2 separate regions of the Mus musculus genome follow, and region 1 is linked to region 2. Evidence: chromatin contacts called from ENCODE Hi-C data. All regions are on one chromosome and are shown on one strand. Each heading gives the region's core, a stretch centred on a gene start or an enhancer-like site at or near the end of the contact. The rest is flanking DNA. Distances are from core to core; before and after follow the strand shown.

Region 1 (3,083 bases), core at 91-2,590, 370 kb after region 2:
GCAGATTTGTCTTGCGTTGATTTATGTTGCATCAGTCTGGAAAGAACTAGCTGCTATAACAAATACCCAATAAAGTCAGTGTTTGACACCACCATGCATTTGCATGTGATGACATCATCAGAGGTGGAGCCTCAATGGATTTTCCACAGAATTTCACTGGTAGTTTGCTCTATAATAATTACTGACTACTTGGACAACTGAATTACCATAAGGAATGAGCAAGGTGTAGCTGTTTTTTAATACTATATTTCCATTTTATAACAAACCACATCTTAAGTTTTTATGCTCATTCATCGTTTATATGATGGTAAATTAAAATAAATCATGTTTTGAATAATTTTCTTGCACACTTCAAGATGTCTTTTTGGATATTGTCTAAGCCTGCTAACTTGTAGCTCCAGAACCTTGTTGCCTCATTAATAAAGCACCGAATAACTTAAAGTGAAATGACTCATTGTATAGCAAAGAATCGCTGTTAGATCTTCTGAGCTGTACGTTTTTTCTATAGTCATGTATGTAACTGTAGATTTCGGTGAGGATGCCCTCTGAACACTAGAGGACATATTTGTGAGCTGAAAGTCCACATTTAAATCTCAGGATTGGACAGTCTTGCTCAAAAGATACAAGCTCAGCAGTTTCAAGGCTGGATGACAGCGAGTCTGGAAATTAATAACCTTCTGTACTCTACTCTGACCTGCGTCTGCCATCTACTCTGTGCCTGGCTGCTGTGGTCCCATGGCACCTCACCTGAGGGAGAAGCACCCACTCATTAGCCAGTCTCTCTGCTCTGGGCATCTACAGAGGTAAATGTCAAGAATTTTAGTATAGGAATGACAGCAGCACCCATTATACCCTATACCCTTGTTCTTGTTCACTCAAAAGCGCTTAAAGAAAACCAGTTTTCCCCATACGCAGAAGGGTTAAAAGGGCTGCTGTACTCTTGCACATCCCCTCGCCACACAAGCAAAGAGTGGGGTAAACAGTTACGGAAACGGAGCCAAATGTACACGTTGTTTTTCCTATCTGGCTTTTTCTGACTAGCCTGGTGCTTTTAATATTGCTGCACTTCATCTTCATGGATAGTGTGCACAAAGCCTTAATTTCCAGCACAGAAGGATAATGGCTCAGTGATCATTGGCTTTCTCTAAAACACAACCGAACATAAGCCAGGAGGCTGAGAAAGGGAGCTGTTCTTTAAAATGGCCTTGAAATGGTGTATGCAGTCAGGTGGCTGTGACGCTTGTTCACCACAGTGTGGGGTCTTTTTCCACGGCACACCTCAGGGACTTAAAGTGTACCTCACCCGGTTGGCCGGGGAATTGTAGGCAGCTGTATACTCACTCACACAGTGTTGGAGACAGCCGCAGCAGCACCGTGTCAGTAACAGAGGATGTTCCCTCCTGCCCACTTCTTAGCTACAGAAACCCACTGGCCTGTGGTGTTTTGTTGTTTCAGCTACAAGGGTGAGATCTCCTTTAGCCTGCTAGGCAAGGGAGGTTTTAGAATAGAGGTAAAAACTTATCAAACAGCTGTTTGTTTTAAAATAGGACATTGATCTTTAACAGTGGTGTCTGTACTGATCTTAGGTTAATCTTATTATGTTATCTTTTAAAAAGTCATCATAACTAACATCATAGTTTGTGTGTGTGTGTGTGTGTGTGTGTGTGTGTACAGAATAGCTGCAGGTGTGAACAATCACTCCCTGGCCCCTAGCTTGTTTTATTTAATTTTTTTTTCTGTGATCAAGCAGAGAACCATTTTAAACAACTGAAATGGAGGACATAAGGAAGTAACAAAGAACAGTCTGAGAGTTAGTGCTGTGCTAAGTGGGGGACCCTTCTCCAACTTCGTGTGATGGCATGCTGTATAGAAAAGGCTCTTTCAGCAAGTGTTTAGGAAAATATGTTCCAAAAGATCTGCATAACATTAGTGTAACCAAGTGTTCCTCTCTGTGGCTTCCTGTTTTGGAATTAAATGCCTTCAGGGTACTCAGAATAACTCTGTTTAGAAACACAAGAAGAGTTTAACCCCTTATGTTCCTGATCAGACTTTTAAAACATAAACATGAATTAGAAAGCAAAAGGACCTTATTCTGTTCTATAGCTCAAAAAATTCACTCTAAAATAAGAAGAGTTTTTACATAAAGTTGGTGGTTTAGTTAAAAAGCAAAAACATAAACAAAAATTATCATTAGAACAGTGAGGTCAGTTTTCTTTCTTTATAAACAGTTTTTAAAGACAATCCTTTTCCTATAAGTGGGTAATTTCCGCATGAGTTCACGGTGAGTTCCTAGCCTGGCTGTTCCCAGAAAGTGCAGGGTACAAGGAAGCTCAACCTGGGTGTCTTTCTTTGTGCTGTTTGAGTTCCCTGTTCTTGAATTGCTGCTGCAAGCCAGCAGAGGGAGCACCCAACAGTATTAGAGCTTAATAAAGCATCACATTTTCCTCCTTCCCCGTCATTAAAAACGATGTCTACAACCAATCATCCATTGATTATATATTTTCACTGTGTCGATTCAAGTGTAAATATGTTGCTTTTTAAAAGGGAGACGTAAAGGGACCTTATTTATGCAGTTCGCTTCTGTAAACCTTCATTAAATATGGAACTTTAAGACTGATAATAAATATAATGCAGAGGAAAAGGTGGGCACTGCACAACCTCTGTACGCCAAAATATTTTTAATTTAGTTACAGAGAAAGAAAGGCAAAGGTCCTTTGCAAGAAAGAATGGTAAAAGTAAAATACAGTCCAATTCAAACATCAGCACCATTACAGAGAAGGTACATTCTAAGTGAATGTTGAAAGGAAGGTTTCTCAAACTGGAGATTCTAGTTGGGACGCAACAGCATAAATGGAGGGTGTCTTTAGAGGCAAACAGCTGTAGGTTTAGAGGCCACAGAACTTGTGTGGTAGAGGAGGCGCCCTGGGGCTTCAGATGGTCAGAAAGGGAAGGTAAAGATGAGAATGACTGGAAACTGTGATAGGAGTTGCTTTTATTCTGGGAGGACTTTCTCCCCCTCAGCAGCCATCAGGTACCAGTAGCTCCTCGGGTATGCATGGAACTTTTCTTTCTCCCTTCCATGC
Region 2 (3,326 bases), core at 636-3,135:
ATCACATACAATTCCTTTCACTCCTCAAACTGTGAAATTCGGGTATTTTATAAACATTAAAGCATCCTCCTCCAGATGTTTTTATCAGATATATTACAGCCAAATGATTAATAAGCACACAGTAATATTTTAGAACTCCAAGTCCAGTAACTACAGTTTCTTAACCAGGCAATAAACACTGTATGTTTTTTATATTCCTTGTCACAGCAAGATCTTTAAAATACCAGGGGTGAAGGAATCAAAAACATCTCTCCATTAATGTTGTTGTTGTTGTTGTTGTTGTTGTGTTTTGTTTTCCTACATCAGGGCCTGCCACCTCTAAACCCTATGGGAATTGTGTGTGTATTGCTGCCAACACAAAGATTAGAACATGTTCCCCTCCCTGGGGCACAACAAACTTTCAAGGGTATGACTAACTGCCTAAGCAAGGGGGGTAAACTCCGTAGCCTACACATTTGGATTTTTTTATTTACCAAGCTGTTTTTGTATGCAAGAGACCCAGAGTACCTCTGAGAAGGACTTGCTCTCCCCCAGCCTGAGTCCCCTCAGCAAGACAGTATGTTCAATGACAAGGATAAGCTTGACGCCCCCCCCCCGCCCCCAGCAGACCCAGTACAGGGAATCAGTCTGAACATCTGCACATAGGAAAAAGGGGGGGGGGGAGGGTTCTTCCTCGGTGTCAGAGTCACTATTCGCTCTCATTTTAGTAACAACCAAATCGCCGTTACAAGTACACAAGAATAGCAGCCAACTAGCCTGCTCCGCAGCGTGCCGCGACCGTGGCACCTCGGCTCCCCAACGTCCTCCGGGTTCCCACCGAAGTTACCACCTGTATCCCCCACGACCCAGCGGAGCGGCTTGTGCCCAGCATCTCTGCCGCAGCCCCCACGCCGACCCGCGTCGGGTCCACACCGCGGGCAGCCCTCCTCGCGGCGCCGCCACGGCCCACGGGACCTGCCCTCCGCGCCCGCGGCCACCAACCCCCGGGGACACCGCAAGTCTCAAAAAGTTCTGGGGCCGCCGCCGAGCCGGTGTGCGGCGGGAGGCAGGAGCGCCAAGCTCTCGCGACCGACCCCGCGCGGGCCAGCACACACTCTCCCTCCGGGAACTCGGCGCTCCCACTCCCAAACTTCCCCCGCCGCCCCGGACCCGCCCGCCAGCCAGCTCGGCCTGCGCCGGGAGAACCCGCGGACCCGCGTCTCTGCGCCCGCCCGCCCGCCCGGCCCACGCCCGCACTTGCCCTCCGCGCCCCGCGGGGCCCCGCTTCCGCCCGCCCGGCCCGCCGTCCTCTCCCCTCTCCACGCTCGCGGGCCCCCGCCGCGGCCCCGCCGGACCCCGGCCGCCCCGCAGCCCGCGCCCCCCAGGCCCGCCGCGCGCCGCGGCCCGGCCGTCCTGGACCACAGCTCCAAAGTTACTTTGCGAGGAGGTGAAGCCGCGGGTGGTTCCCCTCAACCACCCAAACAAGTTTCCATCCCCGCCGCCGCCGTCCCCCCGCCACGCGCGTCCCTCCCGCCGCCCGCTGCCCGCGGCCACCCACCCGGGGGGCTCCCCCGTGGAGGCAGGCGGCCGCTCCCCGGAGCCGCGCGCCCCCGCCCCGCGCCTCCCCCTGCAGCCCACCCCCGGCTCCCCCGCGGCGGGGCGGCCGTGTGGCTGCGGTTCCCGGAGAGTGCGAGTGCGTGCGCGAGTGTGCGCGCGTGCGAAGGCGGAGGTGGCTGCGGCGCGGAGACACTCACTTCTCCCGGGCCTGGCTGTCGGACGGGACGGCGCTGCTGTTACTCTTGCCTTTGCCGTACATGCTTGTGCCGAGAGCAGCTCCCACTGTCACGCACCTGTCAACCCATCACAGCCTCCCCGGGAACAGCCCCGTCCCCATGGCGACCCACGCAGCCACCCCCACCATTGGCCGCCCCACGCCAGAGCTCCGCCCTCCTCGCCCTGGCAACGCGCGAGACTGACAGGCCTCCCCTCCCTCCGGCCTGCCGGAGCGCGCGGCGGCGGCTCGGCCTAAGCGGCAGTCTCCTCCCTCCCTCCCTCCCTCTCCCGCTCCCTCCCTCCCTCCCTCCTTCCCTCTCCGCCGCGCTCCCCCTCCCGCTCTCCTTCCCCCCTCCCCCTCCGAACCCGGGCGCTAGGGGGGAATTAGAAACTGCTCTAGAAGGATTTTAAACAACTGGCTGTTCCCTCCGCCGCCGCCCCGCCCCCCGCGCCGCCCGCGCCCGGCTCCTCACTGGAGAGAAGGCGCGGGGAGGAGGGGAAAGTGCGGCCTGGAGTGCCTGGCAGCGACTGCGGAACGGGAGTCGCGGCGGCCCCAGACTTCGGGGCGCCCGGCGAGTCCACAGGCGGACCCGCGGACCCGGCGCCGGGGTCCCGCCAACCTCCTCTCCCGCTCCTCTCCGGCCAGGCACCCCGGGTCCGTACCCGCGGTTGATCTCATCCCTCCTGTCTGGGGTGTCGCCCCAATCCCGTTCCCGGAGGGCCAGCAGGCCGGGGACGCCCGCTCTGAACCCTCGACCTTCTGGCTCAAGGACTGAGCGAACCTCTGTCTCTCCCTGGGAGGCACCGTGCCTCCCATTGGGGCGCCCGCTGAGGTGCTGTCGCCGGCTCTGAAGTCAAGCCCTGAATCCCAAAGGACCACCCTCCCTGGCGTCTGCCTCCTGTCTAAGAGGGGACTACACCCCCTCCCCTTCCCAAAGAGGTCAAGAGACCGACTCGTGGGACCGCAGTGGCCCAAGGCCTGGGTCCCTACCTCCCCAGTACTCTGCACAGACCTGCAGCAGACCAGGGGCCCAGGCATTCTCTACTCGGCCTGCTTTTATAGTTTGGATGGGCAATGTCATTTCAATTTGACCCTTGGACTGGAAAGATTCAGAGAAGGCCCTGAAAGACATCCCTGTATTTGCCCAGCAGAATAGGCCGCAGAGCCCAAGATGTGCAAAGCTGTGCCCAAGCTGAAAACTCCCGGAGAATATTTTTGGATCCAAGTCCCTAATCTCATTTCAGTGAATGCGCAAAAGTTTCTCAAGACACACGCAACCTGGTTTCTGATAGACTCCATCCTTTATTTTGTTAAAGATCCTTGGCTGTAAAATCAGACAGAGTAGAAATCCGGTTGAGAGAAGAGATGAGCTTCAAATGGGAGGTGACAGGGGAAGAGAGGTGCCATTGGGGTAGGACATGGAGACCTCAGAAAAGCATGAATAGAGGAGTAACGGTTATGCTAAGGAAAGGAAATAACATTCAAATGAGGAAGCATACCTTTCTATTGCACACAGCTTTAAGCATTTAGCAGTAGGATCATAAAAATGCATATGGAGATGCAGAGATAGATG

The links. Hi-C counts contacts between places; a loop is a spot of excess contacts on that map.
Region 1: a loop to region 2 is called in a map of left cerebral cortex, with 2.9 times the contacts of the local background. The contact joins the enhancer-like site here to the promoter of Ssbp2 in region 2. A Hi-C loop is called at or near these places in 3 of 37 maps with a recorded cell type or tissue (left cerebral cortex and v-Abl transformed pro-B cells).

The regions. Positions count from the first base shown.
Region 1 is chr13:91,092,645-91,095,727 of GRCm38, reverse strand. The region is part of intron 3 of Atg10 (autophagy related 10); the gene reads left to right. Among named protein-coding and RNA genes, the nearest start is that of Atg10, 130 kb to the left of the region's middle. Within about 2 kb of position 1,340, at least 1 of the 3 ENCODE cell types and tissues checked has a DNase peak (open chromatin) inside an H3K27ac peak, as active enhancers do; it is left cerebral cortex, where a contact is called at or near this core.
Region 2 is chr13:91,459,656-91,462,981 of GRCm38, reverse strand. It overlaps Ssbp2 (single-stranded DNA binding protein 2), which reads right to left and starts at 1,885. Exons shown (of 17, transcript NM_024272.4): 1 at 1,734-1,885. The coding sequence starts at 1,795.